Regions from separate parts of the Homo sapiens genome. Here region 2 is linked to region 1. Evidence: chromatin loops called from intact Hi-C (ENCODE). Cell type or tissue: mammary epithelial cell. All regions are shown on one strand. Links, peaks and the distances in the headings refer to the core of each region. The heading gives the core; the rest is flanking DNA.

What was found. Peaks named below come from ENCODE experiments on the same cell type or tissue, not always from the same donor. Only the 100,000 strongest peaks of a DNase experiment are listed, where the experiment ranks them.
Region 2: it touches region 1 in a loop (3-fold over the local background); 5 of 110 quality-filtered maps call a loop at or near these places.

The regions. Positions count from the first base shown.
Region 1 is chr19:3,106,317-3,113,076 of GRCh38, forward strand. It overlaps GNA11 (G protein subunit alpha 11), which reads left to right. Exons shown (of 7, transcript NM_002067.5): 2 at 3,833-4,017. Among named protein-coding and RNA genes, the nearest start is that of GNA11, 15 kb to the left of the region's middle. RefSeq lists an enhancer at 1,559-2,060. In mammary epithelial cell, for the core only: a CTCF peak has its summit at 2,551 (motif pointing left); no DNase peak of the experiment used is centred there.
Region 2 is chr19:2,878,326-2,895,461 of GRCh38, forward strand. It overlaps ZNF556 (zinc finger protein 556), which reads left to right. Exons shown (of 4, transcript NM_024967.3): 4 at 1-5,120. The coding sequence ends at 4. Among named protein-coding and RNA genes, the nearest start is that of ZNF57, 14 kb to the right of the region's middle. RefSeq lists a silencer at 9,260-9,437. In mammary epithelial cell, for the core only: a CTCF peak has its summit at 9,202 (motif pointing right); a DNase peak (open chromatin) is centred at 9,266; H3K4me3 peaks cover 207 bases.

The DNA.
Region 1 (6,760 bases), core at 1,607-4,106:
GACGGGAGGCGGCAGCAGCTGAGTTGGCGCGGGGAGACAGGGCGATTTGAAAAGCAGGCTGGGACCAAAGCATCTTGAAAACCCAAATGTAGTCACGTTGCCTGGCTTGAGTGCTGTCCAGAGCCTCGCCCTTGGCCTCTGTACGGCAGGGCTTAACAGTGGCCAGCACCTCAGGGCCACCAGAGGCCCGGGGCCACCTGGGCCTGGCTTGGCTTCCGGTGGCCCAGAACTCCTGCTGGGCTCCTGCCTCCCTCTGCAACCTCTCCTGGCTTTGGTGGGTTATGTGGGAGACACGAGTGGCTTCACCCAGCGGGAGTGGTGCACATGGGTTAACATGCCAGCCACCCAGCTGTGTACGGGCTGCATGTGTGTGTACATGTACATGCATGTGTGCGTGCACCATGCACGTGTGTGCTGATGTACATGCATGCATACATGTATGTGTGGGTGTGCACGTGTGCATTGTGTGCATATATGCACGTTAATGCATATGTATGTGTGCATGCCTGGGTGCATAGGTGTGAGCCACCTCCCTCCCCCATCAGTGTATCCATATTGCCTCTGCAGAGCTCCATGGGGGTCCTTGGCGAGCCAGGGCTGTGGTTGTCATTTTTGCCTTCCTTACAAAACGCAAAACAGGCCGGGCGCGGTGGCTCACGCCTGTAATCCCAGCGCTTTGGGAAGCTGAGGCAGGTAGATCACCTGAGGTGAGGAATTTGACACCAGCCTAACCAACATGGAGAAACACCATCTCTACTAAAAATACAAAATTAGCCAGGCGTGGTGGCGCATGCCTGTAGTCCTAGCTACTTGGGAGGCTGAGGCAGGAGAAACACTTGGGCCCGGGAGGCGGAGCTTGCAGTGAGCCAAGATTGCGCCACTGCACTCCAGCCTGGGCAACAGAGCAAGACTCCATCTGAAAAAACAAAACACAACCCCAAACAGTAGTACCGAGCCAGTTCTCATCTGGGCAGTGACCTGTGGCGTTTCAGACTCCTTCTCGGCCGTCTTGGTCTTCCCGGCATCCTCGCTGAGAGCTGAGGCTTGCTTTTCTGTTTCATAGTTGAGATGTTTATGGCCTGAGGGACCTTGTGTCTTGGGTGCAAAGTTACCAAGGGGCGGCGCCTTCTGACCCGAGTGCAGGGCCCTCCTCGCCTCCTGCCTGCAGCATGGGGCCTGTGCTGGGGTGCAGGCTTGCAGTGTGTGCTGGTCTCGTGTCAGGTGTGGCTTTCAGTGTGTGTGAGTGTTTGCTGTTTCCAGGTGAAACACCCTTCCAAACAAACACGGAGCAGCCATCTTTTGTAATAGCATTTTGTTAGACATAGAGTCTCATCTGGGGGCAGTCTTGACCCATGGGACACTGGCACTGTCTGGGGACATCTGTGGTGGTCACAATTCGGGGGGGTGCTCCTGAGATGGAGTGGGTGGGGGCCAGGGTTGCTGCTGAGCACCCCTCAGGGCCCAGGGTTCAGCACCGGTCAGTAGAGCTGAGGCCGAGGATCCCTGGCCTCAGATTGCATCCCCTCCATGCCACCGCCCTTCTCTTCAGGGCGCGGTGAGGGAAGGGCGTGTGGGGGTCCCTCTGGGGAGAAGGTGTTTTCACCTTCACACTCACCCTCACTCCTCCTGTCCTGGAACTTGGGTGGGTTTGACCTTTTGTGGATGAGGTGAGGGCTGAGAGGTGGATTACTACCTGAGACAATCAAAATCAATTTTCTTTCTTCTGAAAAGGACTCAGGGTGTTTGAGAAAAGTACTGGGGAGAGGCAGCTGCCACCGGGGCTCCCCACTCGGGATGTGTTGGGTGTTTTGCGAGACCCCCCACAGGGAGCTCAGGTGCTGTGGGCAGTTCCTGGGCTTTGTCGAGGGCCTCCCGAAGGCAGCACTGTGGCCACCGTGGGACACATGCAGCCTGTCTCATCTCTAGGAGCTGCCAGGTGAGGGGTCCTGCGACAGGCACCTGTGCAAAGATATCTACCATGGGCAGCAAGGAAGGTTCCAGAAAGTACCGGAGGGAGAGTTGTGTTGGGGCTTGGGGGCTTTCTAGAGCAGAGGCTGTGAGAGGAAGTGAGCTGGGTCCCAGCACCAGGCAGCCTTTAGGCAGCTGTGATTGGAACAGCACTGTGGGCAGAGGGCAACAGCGTAGGACGTGTGTGGAAGTGGGGAGGTGCCGGAAGATTCAGAGACACAGGGTGGTGAAGGCGAGCCTGGAGAAGTGGGCTGGGGGCATGCTGGGAGGGGGCGGTGACGCTTGAGTCTCTAGGGCACCGGGGGCCTGAGCAAGGTTAATACCTGAGTAGAGAGTTGAGGCAGTCTCTTTTTAGAAATTAGAAGTTAACTATTGCTGTGTAATGGGGTCACCCCAAAACTTCGCAACTTAAATTAACAAAACTTATTTCAGATAGTTTCTGAGGGTTGGGAATGTGGGAGCACTTTGTTGAGTGATCCTGGCTTGGGGTCTCTCAGAAGTTGTAGTCAGGATACCAGCCAAGCAGGGGCCACATCATTTGAAGGCTGGACTGGAGCTGGAGGAGCCACTCACAAGTTGGCTCCCTCTAGTGGCTGTTGGTGGGAGGCCTCAGTTCCTCACCACGTGGGCCTCTCCGTGAAGCTGCTTGAGGGTCCTCACAGCGTGGCGGCTGCCTACCCCAGAGCCCCTGACCCGAGACTGAGGGCAAGGAGGAAGGCCTGTGCCTTTTGTGAACTGGCCTTGGAGATGGCACACTGTCACTTCCATCACATTCTGTTTGCTAGAAGCAGGTCACTAAGTGTAGCCCATGCTCAAGGGGAGGGGAATTAGGTTCCAGTATGGAAGGGATGAGCATCAGAGATTTGTGGACACACTGGAAAACCCAGCATTGGCATCCCAGCGTGTGAGGGTGAAGAAAAGTGGGGAGACGGAGTCTCTGCCCAGGAGGTGACCAGGTGAGAGGCAGAGGCAGGAGAGGGGCTGGAGTGAGGACCCCCATGTCACCCAGAATGTGTGGGGGGCTCATCTGGAGGCTGGGGTGGAGCGACAGCTGGCCACATGGGCCCCCTTCCCGATAGTTTTTCCAGGCTGACTTGCTAATCCTTTTCATCCTCTGGGGCCCTGGGACCATCAGTGTGCCCATCTCTGAGATGGGGTGGTAGCGTACTCGTCTCTGGAAGCATTGTGGGTATTAGCAAGGTCGTGGCAGGCGTGGAGACGTAAAGGGGTTCAGGGATGTGCTCAGGGCCACCTGTGGCAGGCACAACGGTCCTGGCTGACCCCGCCACAGCACCAAGAGGGAGAGGGGAGAGCCTCGTGGGTGCTTGGTGCGCAGGGGGCAGTGTGGCCGTGGCCGCTGAGCAAAGCTCTGGGGAAGGGGGCGCCCAGCCCTTGGGGTGGTCTGTGCAGAGATGCCGTTGGGGTGAGTCCGTCTGTCAGGGCACCGCCGCCACGTCTGTGTGCTGTCCCTCTGGTGAGCATTGGTCATGAACTGGCGTGACCGTGGTGGAGCTGCACAGTCCCAGCTGCGGGGCCGGTGCCGTGCGACTTGATTTGGCCTGAGACCGTGTGGTCTTTGACGTAAATACCAACAATTGGCCCCCAGGAAAGTGTGTCCTTGCAGAACTTCTGGAAAAGGGGTGGTTCCAGTAAGACCCTGGCTTGGTGGAAGATGGGAAGGGCGCTTTGTAAACTCTTTCCGAGGAGTCAGGAGGCCGTGGCGTCTGGTGGAGAGACGGTCAGCCTCACGTGCCTTGGTTTCCTGTGCTGGGTGCTGCAGCACGGCAGGGTCTGGGTAAGAGGGGGCAGCAGCACGAGAGTCAGGCCCCGGCTGCCGCCCGCCCTCACGTGCCCCGTCCCCCAGGCACGGGCGAGAGCGGGAAGAGCACGTTCATCAAGCAGATGCGCATCATCCACGGCGCCGGCTACTCGGAGGAGGACAAGCGCGGCTTCACCAAGCTCGTCTACCAGAACATCTTCACCGCCATGCAGGCCATGATCCGGGCCATGGAGACGCTCAAGATCCTCTACAAGTACGAGCAGAACAAGGTGAGCCCGCGGGCGCCTGGGGAGGGGAGCGCCTGGGCAGCTGTGGGCTTGGTGGTGAGCATGGTGGCCGCGCTGCCAGGGTGGGGCCATGCCGGGGGTCCCGGCCGGCCCAGGCTACCCCTGGTCATCCATCCGTTCCTGTCATGGACATGGAAACAGCAACCGCTGACTTCCTGGGGGCCAACTGGAGAGTTGTGATGGGCATTGCGTGGCCAAGCCCCACAGCCTCCCTCCCAAGTAGCTGTGGGCGCCCACATCCTGTGGGTGGGGAAGCTGAGGCCCTGGGGAAGCTGAGGCCCTGTGAGGTGAGCCACTCGCCCAGGTCGCCTTGGGAGTAAGCAGCGTGAGCTCCTGGTTCCGGCCCCTTCCCCAGGCTGAGCAGCCTACCAGGCACCTCGTTTCGGCCCTGACACTCACCCATGGGGCTGTACTTCTCACCTTCTCACACTGTTTTTTTGTTTTGTTTTGTTTTGTTTTGTTTTGAAAACAGGGTCTCGCTCTGTCGCCCAGGCTGGAGTGCAGTGGAATGGTCAAGGCTCATCACAGCCTGGACCTTCTGGGCTCAGGTGATCCCACCACAGCCTCCCGGGTAGCTGGGACTGCAGGTGCATCACCACGCCTAGCTAATTTTTGTATTTTTTGTAGAGATGGAATTTCACCATGTTGCCCAGGCTGGTCTTGAACTCCTGGGCTCAAGCAGTCCTCCCGCTTTGGCCTCCCAAAGTGCTGGGATTACAGGTATGAGCCACCATGCCTGGCCTCCGCCCTGGTTTTTTTTCTTTTTTTTTTGATAAAGTAGAGGTCATTTGATGCCCTGTTTTTAAATCACAGCTTTATTGAGTTATAATTCACATTCTATGCACTTCACTTGCTTAAAGTGTATAATTTGGTGGTTTTCGATATGTTTGCATAGTCGTGCAGCCATCACCGCTGTCGGATTCCAGATTTCATTTTCTCAAAGGAAGCCCCTTCCCCATCGGCCGTCACTCCCACCCCCTCCTCCAGCCCCGGCACCCACACATCCCCTTCCTGCCTCTGTGGATCGGTCTGTCCTGAACATTTCATAGAAATGGGATTGCACGCCATGTGGCCTTTTGTGTCCGGCGTCTCTCACTGAGTGTGACGTCCTCAAGGTGCATCCACACAGTGGCCTGTGTCAGAGCCTCGTCCCTGTTCATGGCTGAGTCATGTTCCAGTGCATGGAGGGACCGCGTATTTGCCCATTTATCCCCTGGAGGACATTTGAGTGCCTTCATGTGTGGGCTGTTGGGAACGGAGCTGCCGTGACCGTCTGTGGACGTGTGTTTATGTGGATGATGTGTTCCCTTCCCTCAGTTGCATGCTACGCCTGGGAGCAGAATTGCTGGGTCCCAGGGTGACTCTGGCTTTGCCCTCTGAGAAGCGTCCAGAGAGTTTGCCCCAGTGGCCGCCCTATGGGGCAGGCCCAGCAGCCGTGCAGCCGTGGCTCCTGCCAGTGGCCTCCCTGGGGCCTTTCAGCTGAGGGGCCATTGATCCCGCTTTCGTAGCCCTGCTTTCAGGGGTAGGGCTCTTGCCCTTAGATCTTGGTTTGCCACTTGCCCTGTCTCCCGCTGTGATCTCTTCCAGCTGTGGCCCTCTCTGAGAGTCCATATTCATATTTGGGCTTAGATCTCCATCAGCTTCTGAAACACGCATCTGCAAACTGCAGACTGATTTTGTCGATAAAGTTTTATTGGCACATACCCATTTCTGCCATGTTGCCCATGGTGCTTCAGCAGCAGCAGCAGAGCCGAGTGCTGGAGACAGTCCGTGTGGTCGGGAAGGCTGGGTGTGCTCTCTGGCTCTCTGCAGAAGCAGATTGCTGCTGTCTAATCTGGAAGTTTCCAGGGAGTGGGATTTTTGGGGTTTGTGTCTCTTTTTCCAAGTCCCCCTAGGTGTGCTTATCCCAGCCCAGATTGAGAGGCTGGGGGCAGGGCAAGGGGAGGGCTGAAGTCGGAGTCCGGGGCAGGGAGCGTTGCTCAGAGGGGACAAGCAAGGGCTGAGTCTCCACTCTGGGGGGCCTGGGAGGGCCCCGTGGCTCCCAGAGCCCAGGGCAAGGCTCCCTTCTTTCCCATCTGGGTCCCACCCAGTATGTCCCCTCCCCAGTCCCTCAGCCAAACTGTGGCTGGTCATGTCGGCCTGTGCGCCCCGGGGACGGGGACACAGAGCATCAGGAGGGGAAAGGATGGCCCCCCCACAGTGTCTGCCCCAAAGGGTGTTCACATGTGTGTGCAAGCACGTGTCTGTGCGGTTGGCCTTCCTTTGTGACAGGGCAGCAAGCTGGGGCCTGATGCCACCCGCCGCCCAGGGTTCCGTGAGGGGGAGGCGGCTCGTGTTGGGGCACCATGTAAACTGTTGAGTGCGGCAGCTCGGGGGCCACACGCCGTCCTTAGCACCGGGTGTGGTATCTGCTCTTGATGATGTTTGATAAGCATTTTTCGGACGAAAGAGAGAAGCCGGCGGGGCAGAAACCGAGTCTGGAGCTGCACACTGCAGGCGATGCCGCTGGTTGCAACGTCCTGTGACTGGGCTTCCTGCCTCCCGGTGTGTCTGGAGAATTCGAGGCAGCGAGTGCTGGGGCTGTTGGTTAGTTCTGTCGTCGTGCTTGGTCGTGCTCGGCGCTGCACTGCCCTCCTGTGGGTCCTGGGTTTGAAGTGTGTGTGTTCTACACGTGCTTGTTCCCCACACCGTCCCCTCCCCACCTCTAAGAAGTGAATCGAAGCCC
Region 2 (17,136 bases), core at 7,887-10,386, 220 kb before region 1:
GTAATGGGGGAAAACCTGTGCAAATTAATTCACATACATGGTTCAGAAAATTCACAGCAGGAGGGCCGGGCGCAGTGGCTCACGCCTGTAATCCCAGCACTTTGGGAGGCCGAGGCAGGCGGATCACGAGGTCAGGAGATCAAGACCATCCTGGCTATGGTGAAACCCCGTCTCTACTAAAAAAAAAAAAAATACAAAAAATTAGCCGGGCGTGGTGGCGGGCACCTGTAGTCCCAGCTGCTCAGGAGGCTGAGGCAGGAGAACGGCGTGAACCCGGGAGGCGGAGCTTGCAGTGAGCCGAGATGGCACCACTGCACTCCAGCCTGGGTGACAGAGCGAGACTCCATCTCCAAAAAAAGAAAATTCATGGCAGGAGAAGAATCTCATGACGTTTATAAATATGGTATTGCCTTTATCAGGACCACATCCTAAAAGTGGGCCTCTAGCAAATGAATTTGCAGTTCTCTTGCAGGTAAAGTTGAGGGGAGAATCCTGTAAGTCCTCTCTCACCTATAGTACTGAAATTTTGATACATAATGGTTTTTTCTTATAAATTACTAATGTTTCTCTTTTCATTTAGAAGTGTATTGCACCCATGGGTGATCTGATGTATTTTAATATGCATTAACTTTAATTTTTATATATTTTTTTTGTTACTCCGTGTGAGGCCATTAGACCAATGAAATATGGGTGTTTGTTGACATTTTCTGACTGGCCCTGTGTGTTCCAAGCTGGATATTACTACCATGTTACTTTTATTCCACCTTTCCATTTTACAGGGAAAAACTATTTTTAATGTTAATACTTTCTACTTATACAGGCAAGTAATTCAGTGGCTTTATGCTATTGGTCAGAGAATCCTTCTTCATTTTGCTTGTGGACTAATAGGTAGTTGGTAGAAATACGTATGCATGCAAATTCTTGGAGGAGTGTAGTCTCGTGGGAACTATTTTTTTCATCTGTTGCTGTTTGCTCTTTGACCTGGCTTCTGGGTTGGAATTGGAAAATAGGTTTTTTTGGGTTTTTTTTCTTTTTCTTTTTTGAGACAGAGTCCTGTTATGTTGCCCAAGCTGGAGTGCAACGGCACGATCTCGGCTCACTGCAACTTCCGCCTCCCGGTTTCAAGCGATTCTCCTGCCTCAGCCTCCCAAGTAGCTGGGACTATAGGCATGCACCACCATGTCCAGCTAATTTTTGTATTTTTAGTAGAGACGGGGTTTCACCATGTTGGCCAGGGTGGTCTCAAACTCCTGAAATCTGCCCGCCTTGGCCTCCCAAAGTGCTGGGATTACAGGTGTGAGCCACTATGCCTGGCCATATTATCATTATCTTAATACCTCATTGTCTCAGTATTTCTTGTGCTTCTGTGTTCCTGCTTCCATGACAGATACAATGGTACAACCATAAAAACACAGGGGATTGCGGCTGGGCGCGGTGACTCACGCCTGTAATCCCAGCACTTTGGGAGGCTGAGGTGGGCGGATCACGAGGTCAGGAAATCGAGACCATCCTGGCTATCATGGTGAAACCCCGTCTCTACTAAAAATACAAAAAATTAGCCAGGTGTGGTGGCGGGCGCCTGTAGTCCCAGCTACTCGGGAGGCTGAGGCAGGAGGATGGCGTGAACCTGGGAGGCGAAGCTTGCAGTGAGCTGGAATCGTGCCACTGTACTCCAGCCTGGGCGAAAGAGCGAGACTCTGTCTCAAAAATAAATAAATAAAGAATAATTTTTTAAAAAAGCACAGGGGATTGTTTCCCTACTGCATCTACTGTGACCTAGTATTCTTCGTGAGATAAATCTTACCTTTCATGAGAAAATGAAAGACAATACTGGCTTATCAGGTAAACTCTGGAAATTTCCTGTCACATAGAGCTGAATACAATCTCTCAGTATGTGTTCAGTTATTATGTTTGATTATGTATTATTAAAACAAAAGTTTCTGTTTCTGAGAAATATCTATTTACTGTGTTTGTGTTTTTAAAGAAGTTGGATTCTATACAAATGGATAAAATGTTTCTTAGAAATAGCCTATTTAACTGAGTTTTTCAAATAAGTTGTATACTAACAAATGTCAATCTCTGTTTTTTATTTACTGGGAGAATGTATTAAAATATTGAAAATTGCCAAATCAACATGGTGACTTTAAAAATGATACTTCTGGGCCAGGCACAGTGGCTCACGCCTGTAATCCCAGCACTTTGGGGAGGCCAAGGCGGGCAGATCATGAGGTCAAGAGATCGAGACCATCCTGGCTAACACGGTGAAACCCCATCTCTACTAAAAATACAAAATATTAGTGGGGTGTGCTGGTAGGTGCCTGTAGTCCCAGCTACTCGGGAGGCTGAGGAAGGAGAATGGCTTGAACCTGGGAGGCGGAGCTTGCCAAGATTGCGACACTGCACTCCAGCCTGGGTGACAGAGCGAGACTCCGTCTCAAAAAAAAGAATTATACTTCTGAATTAATATTACCAGATGCATTCAGATTTAGACATTTTCTTTCTAGTACATTTGTTTCCTATACTGTTATAATTTTGTCTAAGAAATTCTTTTTTTTTTTTTTGAGACAGATTCTCGCTCTGTTACCCAGGCTGGAGTGCAGTGCCGTGATCTTGGCTCACTGCAACCCCCCCGCCAAGGTTCAAGTGATTCTCCTACCTCAGCCTCCTGAAGAGCTGGGATTACAGGCACCCGCCACCACACCCGGCTAATTTTTGTATTTTTAGTAGAGACGGGGTTTCACTATGCTGGCCAGGCTGGTCTCGATCTCCTGACCTTGTGATCTGCCCACCTCGGCCTCCCAAAGTGCTGGGGTTACAGGCGTGAGCCACCGCGCCCAGCCTAATAAATTCTTGTTTATTCATAATGACAAAAACTTACGTAACGGTTTTATAAATTTAAGTATTAAATAAGTCTAGCAAAAGACATAAAAAGATAACTAATAAAACAAGTTTAAACTTTATTGGAGCCCAGTAGCAATGGCTCACGCCTGTAATCCCAGGACCCACCGAGGCGGGTGGATCACCTGATGTGAGGAGTTCGAGACCACGCTGGCCAACATGGTGAACATGGTGAAACCTTGTCTCTACTAAAAATACAAAAAATTGGCCAGGCGTGGTGGCAGGCGCCTGTAATCCCAGCTACTTGGGAGGCTGAGGCAGGAGAATCGCTTGAACCCGGGAGGCAGAGGTTGCAGTGAGCCAAGATTGCGCCACTGCACTCCAGCCTGGGCGACAAGAGTAAGACTCCATCTCAAAAAAAAAAAAATTTTTTTTTTGGATAATATCAAGGCAGAATAAAGTATAGTATCAAACTTGACAAGGTAGATAATAGGGAATGCAGAATAAAGGATCGGGCTTCAGTAAGTGACAATCTCATCATGAATTCATTTATAGTTCCACCATGTAATATGTCTTAAATACTATTTCTTTTTTTTTAATACTATTTCAAGAACTGCTCATGAGTTAGGAAATAGTGAGCAGTAATACAGAAATAACGGCAGGACCAGGGGCAGTGGCTCACACTTGTAATTCCAAAGCTTCGGGAGGCTGAGGCAGGAGGATCACTTGAGCACAGGAGTTCAAGGCCAGTCTGGGCACATAGTGAGACACAGTCTCTATAAAAAGAAATTTTTAAAAGTATCTAGGCATGGTGATGTGCACTTGTAGAGCCAGCTACTCAGGAGGCTGAGGGTGGAGGATGGCTTGAGACCAAGAGGTCCAGGCTGCAATGAGTTATCTTGCCACTGTACTCCAGCCAGGGTGACAGAATGAGACCGTGTGTCAAATTAAAAAGAAAAAAAGAAACAATAATTATTTCCCTGGCCGGGCGCGGTGGCTCACGCCTGTAATCCCAGCACTTTGGGAGGCTGAGGCGGGTGGATCACGAGGTCAGGAGATCAAGACCATCCTGGCTAACCCGGTGAAACCCTGTCTCTAGTAAAAAATACAAAAAATTAGCTGGGCGTGGTGGCAGGTGCCTGTAGTCCCAGCTACTCGGGAGGCTGAGGCAGGAGAATGGCGTGAACCCAGGAGGCGGAACTTGCAGTGAGCAGAGATCGAACCACTACACTCCAGCCTGGGCGACTGAGTGGGACTCTGTCTCAAAAAAAAAAAGAGACAAAAGGTATATTTATGGTTCAGCCTCATTTCTGCAAATATTAAAAATTTTAGGGCATGATGTATACATTTTATATATATATATATATAGTGTGTGTGTGTGTGTGTGTGTGTGTGTGTGTGTGAATGTGTGTGACGGAGTTTTGCTCTGTTGCCAGGCTGGAGTGCAGTGGTGCGATCTCAGCTCACTGCAACCTCCACCTCCCAGGTTCAAGCGATTCTCCTGCCTCACCCTCCCAAGTGGCTGGGAATACAGGCGTGCCCCGCCACGCCCAGCTAATTTTTTGTATTTTTAGTACAGGTGGGGTTTCACCTTGTTGGCCAGGATGGTCTCGATCTCTTCACCTCGTGATCTGCCCGCCTTGGCCTCCCGCAGAGCTGGGATTACAGGCGTGAGCCACCGCACCAGGCCCATGTCATATGTTTTTATGAGTTTGGACATTGGCATCTGGGACCAGGTACTTCATCTGGATTTGAACCACAATGTGGGTGTTTGTTTTTAATACCTTTGTGAAATAATTTTAAATTGCCTTATATATTTGGCATTGTCACTTTGCTGCCCCTACACACTGATGGAAAAATTGTGTTCTGCAGAAAACTAGAGTTCCTCACAGGGTGAGGAAGAGTTATGGTCATCTGCACAGTTGTAGCCCGTTGCGAGTGTTTTCCCATGTGCACAGTGATATCTAGGCAAGTGTGCCATGATTTCCTGGTGAGGATAAAATCTATGGACGGTGAGAGAACTAGTCAAGGAATAACTGAAGTGAGCTGCAGACAGGATTATCATTTTGAGTAACATCCCAATGTATTTGTCATCCTTTAATTAATTTTTATTTTTTTAATTAAAAAATAATTTTTAAGTGTAAACCTTTAATGATCCACAAAGCCCAAAATGTCCATTTGATTTTCATAGGTATCGTTTCCATATGCTTAGACTTCCAGCAGCTATTAGAAGAGAAAAATATGTAACAGCTTTGTGTTTAATTAAAGGCAAATGAAATCCAGTCTGTGTCCATTTTCAATGTTAATAGTCTTGATAGCGGGCCGGGCGCAGTGGCTCACGCCTGTAATCCCAGCACTTTGGGAGGCTGAGGTGGGCAGATCACCGGAGGTCGGGAGTTCGAGACCAGCCTGACCAACATGGAGAAACGCTGTCTCTACTAAAAATACAAAAATTAGCTGGGCATGGTGGTGCGTGCCTGTAATCCCAGCTACTTGGGAGGTTGAGGCAGGAGAATTGCTTGAACCCGGGAGGCGGAGGTTGCAGCGAGCCGAGATGGCGTCACTGCACTCCAGCCTGGGCAACAAAAGCGAAACTCCACCTCAAAAAAAAAATAGTCTTGATAGCACTGCAAAGACTTCGTGTCATTTCACAATCACAGTTAGCTTATTTGATCACTCCTTCCCTACATTCCTCTCATTGTACAAATTGGTACCAGATGGAAAGTGCTGACTGTGAGATGTCCAGGTTCTTGACGCATTGAACAAAGAATTGAACAAAACACACAAAGCAATGACAGCGCAGATTTATTTAAATGAAAGTACACTCCACGGAGCGGGAGCCGGCCCTAGCGGGCAGCTCAAGAGCCCTGATTGCAATGTTCTTTAGGGTTTTTATAAGGCTACAAGAATTTTGTAACACCCCTAGGTGCCCTTTAGAGAACTCCAATTGGTTACCCCCTATGAAGGATTCGCCTGCAACCAATCAGAGGCTGAAGTGAAGACTTGGCCATGGCCAATCAGAGGCTGAGGTGGAGACTTGGCCCTGTCAAATCAGAGTCTGAAGTGGAGACTTCTATCTTGTTATCACAGCAGTGAGGATGTGGCCTGTTTCTGCCTAATCTTGCCTAGAAGTGGCTGCACCTGCTGTTCCTTTGCTTATGCCTTAACTGGTTATCCTAATTCCCTATTCTCCTGCCTCAAAATGACAAGTTAATCACAAGCAGCAGACTCATGGTTAACCTTACATATCCCAAAATAGTAATGGAATGTCTCCATAGTGAAAGCCTGATGTGTCTTACCACCTGTATTGGGCACTGTTCGAATTTTTATATTTCAAGACAAGTCATCTTCTTCTGGATAAAAAATAAAATTACACAGTTTGCCAAGTATGGCATTAGGTGTTTTGTTGTTGTTGTTGTTTGTTTGTTTTGAGATGGAGTTTTGCTCTTGTTGCCCAGGCTGGGGTGCAATGGCGTGATCTCAGCTCACTGCAACCTCCAACTCCCAGGTTCAAGTGATTCTCCTGCCTCAGCCTCCCAAGTAGCTGGGGTTACAGGCGCATGCCACCACACCCAGCTAATTTTGTATTTTTAGTACAGACAGGGTTTCACCATGTAGGCCAGGCTGGTCTCGAACTCCTGACCTCAGGTGATCCACCCACCTCGGCCTCCGAAAATGTTGGGATTACAGGCGTGAGCCACCGTGCCCGGCCAGCGTTAGTTTTTAACCAGAGTATTCAAAAGCATCCATTTATATGACATTCTGGATAGAGCAAGAGTATAGGAATTTAGAACCAGATGAGGCATTAAGGGTCACAGGACAGTTTGTCTCCAAAAGGGCAGAAGGAGGCTTTTAGGGGTGACAGAGTGTTTTGTATCTTGATTATGGTGGTACAAGTATGCATTTGTGAAAACCCAGCTCCATTTAAATTGTAAAGTTTACTAATTTTAAATAACGGAAAACAAAATAAGCAAAGTCTCATTGATGAACTAAGAAAAAATTAAAACTCATCCAATCTTTGATGTTTAGTTTGCAACAATAGTAGTTTCCACTTCTCAAAGACTCGTGACCCATCAAGACTTTTTTGGAACCCATTATAAAGTTAGGAAGCACTTGCCAGGGTCATAGCTGCCCTCACCGCAGCCACTTAACCTGAGGGAAGCCACAGGGCACCAGCAATGCCCCTCTAAGTTCACACCAAGTTCCTGGGGTCAGAACTCTGAGAATGCTGTGGTTTGGAACCTAAAAGGAATTCTACAGAGTTCCAAAGGGGATCCTTGGGTGGAGGGAAGGAGTGTCTTATCCTTGGGCATTTGAATCACGTCTTCCAAGGTTCTATCCTGAGGCCATTTGCAGCTCAGTTCTAGCTCCCTGACATATCAGGGTCAAACCCAGTTTTGTTTTTGTTTTGAGACGGAGTTTTGCTCTTGTTGCCCAGGCTGGAGTGAAATGGCGCGATCTCAGCTCACTGCAACCTCCGCCTCCCGGATTCAAGCGATTCTCCTGCCTCAGCCTCCCGGGTAGCTGGGATTACAGGCATGCACGACCCTGCCCGGCTAATTCTGTATTTTTAGTAGAGACTGGGTTTCTCCATGTTGGTCAGGCTGGTCTCGAACTCCTGACCTCAGGTGATTCGCCCGCCTGGGCCTGCAAGTTGAACCTGCATATCTTTGGAGATCTGGAACACACGCTAAGTTCAGAACCAGAACCGGAAGTGCTGAGGAGCTTTCCTTCTAGTCCCGCCCCTCACGCTGTCGCTTACGCTTCCAGTTAGCAACTTGGTCGTGGAAAACACCTGCCTGTGGCCAAGAGACGTGAAGTTAGAGCTTCAGAAGCGTCCAGGCCGGGCACAGTGGCTCACGCCTGTAATCCCACCACTTTGGGAGGACAAGGCGGGCGGATCACTTGAGGTCAGGACTTAGAGGCCAGCCTGGCCAACATGGCGAATTCCTGTCTCTGCTAAAAGTACAAAAATTAGCCGGGCGTGGTGACGCATGCCTGTAGTCCCATGTACTCGGGAGGCTAATGCAGGAGAATCGCTTGAACCCGGGAGGCGGAGCTTGCAGTGAGCCGAGATCGCGCCACTGCACTCCAGCCTGGGCGACAGAGCAAGACTCCATCTCAAAAAAAAAAAAAAAATATATATATATATATATATATATGAATAAAGTAATCTCACATTTGAATGAAGAATCATGAATCCTAATGGGACAATAGGGTGCCCAACTGTTCATATATTTATAAAGGAGTGGGACTTATTCCAGGAACTTAAATGTTTCCATATTGGAAAATCCAAATACGTTCATATAATTCACCAAGGAGATGAGAAATATCCTCAGGGAGGTAAGGGTGTATTTGTACATAAGTAAATTTCTATTTCTGTTTAGAAATACTTGTTTAGATCGCTTCTCGGCCTTTTGGGTAAGATCAAGCGTAAAAATACTTGTTTAGGAAAATAATTCCTTAAAGTGATTAAAAATACAACTATCTCAAAATTAGAGCCAAATTCAAAGACTTCATACATTAGTAGGGTCACCTGGTGTGGATGGAAGGACATGTCACATAATGCCAGTGTTCTGACTTTCTATGGCTGCATAATGCCGCCCCCAAAATTATTTATTTATTTTTTATTTTTTGAGACGGAGGTTTGCTCTTATTGTCCAGGCTGGAGTGCAATGGTGCGATCTCGGCTCACCGCAACCTCTGCCTCCCGGGTTCAAGCGATTCTCCCGCCTCAGCCTCCCGAGTAGCTGGGATTAGAGATATGTGCCACCACGCCTGGCTAATTTTGTATTTTTAGGAGAGACGCGGTTTCTCCAGGTTGGTCAGGCTGGTCTCAAACTCCTGACCTCAGGTGATCCGCCCTTCTCGGTCTCCCAAAGTGCTGGGATTACAGGTGTGAGCCACCGCGCCTGCCCCCGCCCCCCTAAAATTTAGATCACAACAACCACATTTATTTTGCTGAGGAACCTGATATTTATCCAGGACTGGGCAGAGGCAGCTCATCTTTGCCATTCTCCAGTTCCACACGGGCACAAATTGGGGTGGTTTTTTCGCATTCGTTTTTATAGGGCCTTTCACGATGTCTTTTTATCTCGGGAACCATGGGGAACTTTACGGCAAGTAACAATGTTCACACATAAAACAGGACGGTGTCATTTTTCTCTTTTTGTGCACACAAGTGTCAATTTTTACTGCACCATCAGTAAGTCTAGATTTAATCCAATATGAAAGAAAGTCAAACCCATCACAAAAGAGCAAGGTTATTCTGGCTTGAGCTCTAAAATGCACAAGTCATTGTCCTCTGCAGTCTTGTAAATAGCCTGACATCAGTTGTTTTAAGGTTTTAAGTAGTCTGCGTTTTCATTAGTTATCACTAGATGGTAGCAGAGAGCATCGGTCAGAATTAATAAAAGAGGGTTAAACCAGCTCAAGCAAGCGAAGCCAATGGCTGTAGTATTTAGGAAGCTGCTCAGACCAAGGCTATGGCTGAAGCAGCCCACCCATTCTACACACACGTGGGGCCCAGGAACCTTTGTAAAGTCCTCTACTGTTGGACCTTGTGTCTTGCCAAGTGGCTGTCAGTGTAGGCTGGCATTTAGTGCTGCGTGGCCTTATTGATGGTTACAACCATTTTTTCTGCTTTGGTACCACCCGCCATCTACCGGAACTCTTCAGTACATCTCCACGTGGATCTGAGCTGAGCTTCTCCCGCTTTCTCTGAGAGCATTTCCAGCCAATATGTGTCTGCTTGGTCATGTCCTTGCCTCTGCCCCTTAGCCAGGAACTTTACACAAACATAAAATGTATCTATACCTCTACATCATGCCATAAATGAAAATTGTTTCCAGATTTATCACCGAAGATAAATGTGAAAACATAAGAGATCATGAATTGGAATAAGCAAACATTTCTGAAAACACAAAAACACCATAAAATAGAATGAACAGATATTAGAAGCTACAAAACAAAAGGCACCATAGCAGAGTGAAAAGAGAGTTTATAGAATGGAAGAAGAAACGTGCGATACACAGATCTGGCAAAGGGCTTGCATACAGAGTCTAAACGCTCCTATAAATTACTAAGAAGGCAGGCAGCACAATAGAGAAGTAAAATTACAGATTTGATTAATCATTCACAAAGGAAGCTTGTCCAAGTGGCTAATATTTAAATGATAATTCAGTTTTTTCTTAAGGGAAATGCAAATTAGAGCGAAAATGACATACTACTACTCCCTACCATACTGACTGAAAGCCCAAAACATCCAGGAAAATGCTATTGCTGAATATGTGCAACAGAAATGCTAAGTTGTGGCTGGCACAGTGGCTCACGCCTGTAGTCCCAGCATTTTGGGAGGCTGAGGCGGGAGGATCGCTTGCGCCCAGGAGTTCAAGACCAGCCTGGGCAACACAGTGAGACCACCCCCCCCATCTCTAAAAAGAAAAAATAAATAAAAATTAAAAAAATGCTAAGTTGCTACAACGTCTTTGGAAAACTGTGCCTTTTGCATGGCTCGGTATGTTTAGATACACAAATCCTTATTGTGGTGGAGCCCCTTCCTTCCGAGCTTTCCGGAAAACCAACGACACAACTCCCCAAACAGGAAGCACAACCCGCTTGCACCTGTGCACCATGCTCGGTTGGAGCTCCCAGCTGCCTCCAGGGCACAGCGGCTTTGGAGGAGGGGCCGCGTTGCATGCTGGGAGCAATCTGAGGGGCGGGACCCTAGCGTTTAAGGGCTGTCCTTTTTTGAACCACATTTCCAAAGCGCTCGGGTTCCCCGAGTGGTGCCCCAAGCAGTGGACGAGCAAGGTGCCCGAGAAGGAGGGGACCACAGACACCGCCTGGTGTCCACGGACTACCAGGAAGCCAGGGGGCGGTGGCCTCCGTGGGGAATGCGCATGTGCGGTCCCGAGCCTCAGGCTAGCGTTCGGGACTAGAGTGGGGCGTCGCCGCCGCATGTTGCACCTGTCGGCAGCGCGGCCTCTCCCGGATGTGACGTAGCGTGACGCCTGCAGGATTGATGCTGAAATGACGAGGTGGCAGCGCCGGTTCCTGTAGCTGAGGGGTGTGAGTTCGAGGTCTGATTGTCCTCGTTTTCTACTTCCGGTCACCTCACTGCCACATGGCAGGCCTCCAGGGGAATACGCTTAAGATGAGACACCTGCGCATCTCTCTTTTTTTTTTTTTTTTTTTTTGAGACGGAGTCTCGCTCTGTCACCCAGGCTGGAGTGCGGTGGCGCAATCTCGGCTCACTGCAAGCTCCGCCTCCTGGGTTCACGCCATTCTCCTGCCTCAGCCTCCCGAGTAGCTGGGACCACAGGCGCCCGCCACCACGCCCCGCTAATTTTTTGTATTTTTAGTAGAGACGGGGTTTCATCGTGTTAACCAGGATGGTCTCCATCTCCTGACCTTGTGATCTGCCTGCCTCGGCCTCCCAAAGTGCTGGGGTTACAGGCATGAGCCACCGCGCCTGGCCTCTTTTTTTTTTTTTCTTTTGAGACAGAGTTTCGCTCTGTCACCCAGGCTGGAGTGCCGTGGCCTCATCTTGGCTCCCTGCAACTTCCACCTCTCAGGTTCAAGCCATTCTCCTGCCTCAGCCTCCCGAGCAGCTGGGACTACAGACGCGCACCACCACGCCCAGCTAATTTTTGTATTTTTAGTAGAGACGGGGTTTCACCATGTTGGCCAGGCTGGTCTCGAACTCCTGACCTCAGGTGATCCACCCACCGCGGCCTGCCAAAGTGCTGGGATTACAGGCGCGAGCCAGCACACCCGGTCACACCTTTGCATCTCTAGGCAAGATTCGTAGTCAGAAGACACAAAACCAGACTTGGAATTCCTGATTTAGGGTTGAAATGGCCTCAAGCCTGGGAATACGTGCAGATACCTAAGGACTGGAATTCCGCCCAGGATGACCCTCAAAGGGAAGTTCACGTTTCAGACCTACGGTGTGTGCAGAGCTCAGGCCCCAGGAACTTGGGGACAGAGGTGCCTTCTCGCTTCTCTCTGAATCTGTGTCTGAGGTGAGAGAGGCATGGCCCTGGTGGCCTTTCTTAATTTCAGGTTGGGTTCCAAGAAAGCAATGACGGCTCGCGATTTCTTCTTTCTCACGCCATTCTCTGTTCGGTTGCCAAGGAAGTGGAAAAAAATTGGTTTTGCTTATCTAAAAAGGTTCAGGTGAGTTTATTTTTATTATTTATTTATATGTATTTATTTTTTGAGATGGAGCCTCGCTCTGTCGCCCAGGCTGGAGTGCAATGGTGCAACCTCTCTGCAACCTCCGCCTCGCGGGTTCAAGCGATTCTCCTGCTTCAGCCTCCTGAGTAGCTGGGATTACAGGCATTCGCAACCACGCCCAGTTAATTTTTGCATTTTTAGTAGAGACGGGTTTCACCGTGTTGACCAGGCTGGTCTTGAACTCCTGACCTCATGTGATCCACCTGTCTCCGCCTCCCAAAGTGCTGGGATGACAGGCGTGAGCCACCATACCTGGCCGACTTGCTGTTTAATTCAGCAAAAAGGTGTTGTATTTCTGCTTTGCTGTGACATGTATCGGAAAATTGAGCATATGGAAATAATGAGTGTGAAGAGCAGCATGTGCTCCTGTTTGGGCATTATGCCTCATTAGAAAAAAATCTGGCCTTTCCGGAGGTTGCAGTGAGCCGAGATTGTGCCACTGCACTCCAGCCTGGGTGACAGGGTGAGACTCAGTCTCAAAAACAAAACAAAACAAAAACTACCATCTCCTATAAAAGGGCATTAAAATTTTCCAAAATTTGGGATTTTGAACACCGTCCCAATTTAGTATCAAAGTATTTTTGAGAATGCCAAATATCCTTTGATACTAAATTGGGACGCTGTTCAAAATGACACAGTGTCTGCAGCTCACCTTCATTATTCCTAGACTCTCCCTTACCATCCACAGCTCTTCTTGCATCTACCGGATCACCAAGAACTTGCACAGCTATCATTCTGCTTGTAGGAAAGGGCACATGCTGGATTAAAACCGTGCAGATGACCACATCCTTTTACAAACCAGGGGCAACTCTGTGGCTTCCTAGGCTACAGATTCTCTCAGACTACACTAGCAGCAAATTGAGAAGGCCACCTCTTTAATACAATTTACAATTCATTCAAAAGGACTCTATAAACAGCCACACTTGATGGCCCGAATAACTGGTGAGACTCTGGTGACCTTTTCACTTCATAGGTACATATCATATTACCTAAAGCTTTTGAGCATTGCAAAAATAAAGATGGACCGGCCAGGCATGGTGGCTCACGCCTGTAATCCCAGCACTTTGGGAGGCCGTGGCAGGCAGATCACGAGGTCAGGAGATCGAGACCATCCTAGCTAACACGGTGAAACCCCATCTCTATTAAAAATACAAAAAATTAGCCGGGTGTGGTGGCGGGCACCTGTAATCCCAGCTACTCAAGAGGCTGAGCCAGGAGAATCACTTGAACCTGGGAGGCGGAGGTTGCAGTGAGCCACGATTGCGCCATTGTACTCCAGTCTGGGCAACAGAGCAAGACTTCATCTCAAAAAATCAATCAATAAATAAAGATGGACCATGAGAGTTTTATTTTGTAGGAAATTATTACTCTGTTAACTCCATGAATGCAGGACTGGGTATCACTCCACACTATTTACAAACACCCTGAGCAGTCCCTGTGATAGTGTTTACTTAACACATACTGAGTGATGGAAATATAAATTAATAAATACATCCTCATTCTCCAATGCCCCACCATCCATAGAAAAAATGCAAAATACGTCCCTCTGTTTTCCCGATTATCTCCCTTGTGGATTATTTTCTTCCAAGACCCATTTTTTTTTTTTTTTCGGACGAAATCTTGGTCTGTCGCCAGGCTGGAGTGCAGTGGCAGGATCTCGGCTGACGGCAACCTCCACTTCCCGGGTTCAAGTGATTCTCCTGCCTCAGCCTCCCCAGTAGCTGGGATTACAGGTGCCTGCCACCAGGCCCGGCTAATTTTTGTATTTTTAGTAGAGACGGGGTTTCACCATGTTGGCCAGGCTGATCTCGATCTCTTGACCTCATGAACCGCCCACCTCAGTCCCCCAAAGTGCTGGGATTACAGGCGTGAGCCACCGCGCCTGGTCCCCAAGACCCGTATTTTTTATATCAAGTCTCTACTTGTTACATTAAAATCTTTACTTTTTAAAAAAAATCTCTTTTCCCAGAAAAATACACGCCCTCGAACTGCGAGGACTTATTCTATATTGAGAGCCTGCTGTGTCTTGATTACTTTTCAGCCTAATTTTTTGTTTTGAGCTTACAATGCCTGGTATATAAGAGAGGCTCAAAAAGTAGGATCAGGTTAAAATCATGGTCTTTGGGCTAGAAGGAATTTTTCTTTTCTTTTCTTTTCTTTTTCTTTTTCTTTTTTCTTTTCTTTTTTTTTTTTTTTTGAGACAGAGTCTTTCTCTGTTGCCCAGGCTGGAGTGCAGTAGCACAAACTCGGCTCACTCCCGGGCTCAAGTGACTTTCCTGCCTCAGCCTCCCAAGTAGCTGGAACTACAGGCACATGCCACTGCACATGGCTAATTTTTGTATTTTTTATAGAGATGGGGTTTCTCCATGTTACCCAGGCTGGACTTGAGCTGCTGAGCTCAAGTGATCCGCCCACCTCAGCCTCCCAAAGTGCTGGGATTACAGGCGTGAGCTACTATACCCAGCCTACGAAGACTTGTTCTGAATCCTGATCCTACCTTATAACTTGCTAGCTTTGTAATCTGTAAGTCTGTTACCCACAAAAGGAGACAATAAATGTATCTACATTATAGTTTTGGAAGATTAAGTGAATTTATATATGTTCATTGAATTATAGGAAACAAAACCATACCAGATATATGGTAAGCAATATTCAACTCTTTACATGGAAGGAAAAATCAGCCCTTGAGAACTGGGACCTGGCCTGGCATTCGTCCCACGCCACATGATTCTGTTGAACAGCAATGATTTTACACCACCCCGACATCAGATGGGGCCACGGGGTGAGAATGAGCAAAGCAAAAACAAGAGTGCAGGGAAGTTCTCCAGGTGGCCTGAGACTGACCCAATCTTCCCCACTCTTGACTGTAGCTCTCAAGAATAACTAGAATGTACTGGGAATGCAGCCGGGCACGGCGGCTGATGCCTGTAATCCCAGCACTTTGGGAGGCCAAGGTGGGCGGATCACCTGAGGTCAGGAGTTCGAGACCAGCCTGGCCAACATAGTGAAACCACGTCTCTACTGAAAATACAGAATTGGCCGGGCGTGGTGGCTCACGCCTGTACTCCCAGCACTTTGGGAGGCCGAGGCGGGCGGATCACGAGGTCAGGAGATCGAGACCATCCTGGCTAACACAGTGAAACCCCGTCTCTACTAAAAATACAAAAAATTAGCCGGGCATGGTGGCGGGCGCCTGTAGTCCCAGCTACTCAGGAGGCTGAGGCAGGAAAATGGCATGAACCTGGGAGGCGGAGCTTGCAGTGAGCCGAGATTGCGCCACTGCACTCCAGCCTGGGCGACAGAGCCAGACTCCATCTCAAAAAAAAAAAAAAAAAGAAAGAATGTACTGGGAATGCAACATTCCGAGATAAGCGGGGAGCTGGCTAGAACACTCAGGTTCTGCTCTAGTCCCCGCAAGAACAGGATGTTCTGCTTTAGCCCAGCATGTTCTCTTGCCCCTGAGGTATATCACCTGGGGCAGGCTGCCTTTTGGGGTCCCTAATATGGAGTGCAAGTGAGGCTCCATCTGCTCCATTTGAGACTCCATCTGCTCCAGGCAGCTGTCTGAGCCTTGGAGGAGCAGCTCACAATGAATTGTAGGCTTCTGTTGTCCCTTGCTGCCTATCTGTAAGTAATAAACCCATGAAATTCCATGTAACTCAACGAGTTCCATGTAACTTGTTGTATGTGGGTGTTCTCTCTCACCAGAGTCAGATAAGTTGCTAACCAGTGCACACTGAACCTGCTTCACAAAGAGTACTGTGTAATCATGTCATTACACGGAATAAAAAATTATGCAAACAGGCCAGGCGCTGTGGCTCACGCCTGTAATCCCAGCACTTTGGGAGGCCGAAGCAGGTGGATCACGAGGTCAGGAGTTCGAGACCAGCCTGACCAACATGGTGAAACCCCGTCTCTACTAAAAATACAAAAATTAGCTGGGCGTGGTGGCAGCCGCCTGTAATCCCAGCTACTCGGGAGGCTGAGGCAGGAGAATCACTTGAACCCGGGAGGCGGAGGTTGCAGTGAGCTGAGATCAGGCCATTGCACTCCAGCCTGGGCGACAGAGTGAGACTCTGTCTCAAAAAAAAAAAAAAAAAAGAAGAAAGAATACCAAATTTTTTTTTTTTTTTGAGATGGAGTCTCACTCTGTCACCCAGGCTGGAGTGCAGTGGTGCGATCTCAGCTCACTGCAACCTCCGCCTCCCGGGTTCAAGCGATTCTCCTGCCTCAGCCTCCCGAGTAGATAGGATTACAGGCGCGCACCACCACACCCAGCTAATTTTGGTATTTTTAGTAGAGACGGGGTTTCACCGTGTTGGCCATGCTGGTCTCGAACTCCTGACCTCGTGATGTGCCCACCTCGGCCTCCCAAAGTGCTGGGATTACAGGCGTGAGCCACCACACCTGGCGCTCCCAGCCTTCTAACATGCAACTTCTGAGATTTCCATTCCTCATGCTGTGTGGTCACCTCATTGTGAAATAAGTCAACAGACCCTACTTTGTTCAACTGCAGTTGTGTTTCTCATGGGTTTGGGCTGGTGAGCATTGACATAATTAATGTGTGAGCTTTTCTTCTTCTGAATAAGTCATTTTAATGAGAAAAATGTTTAACATTATAAGAGTTTAAAAATTCACATAAAAATTCTGGAACATGCACTATAGCATCAGAACATATTTAAAAATATACAGTTATACACATGATTTGACAATCCATAATTGTACTGGAATATTTTAACATATCCCTTCTCAATACATGAAAGATAGTTAAAATTTTAAGTTTACAGCAAATATAAAAACAGTTCTAGGATTGTTCTAAGAAATACCTACAGAACCTTGTGTTTGGCAAAAAAGTAGATTATTTTTGCAAACATAAAAATTATGATAACACAAGTTTATCATTTAGAAACTGCATTCAGCTCTGAATGACAGAAGACTCCTATAATCTGTTTCGTATATCTACAAAGTGCATACTTCTCATATGTATTGTCCAGAAACAAAAAGTACAGGGTAAATGCAACCACCCAACACTACAATCAGGAAACAATTTCCTGATGC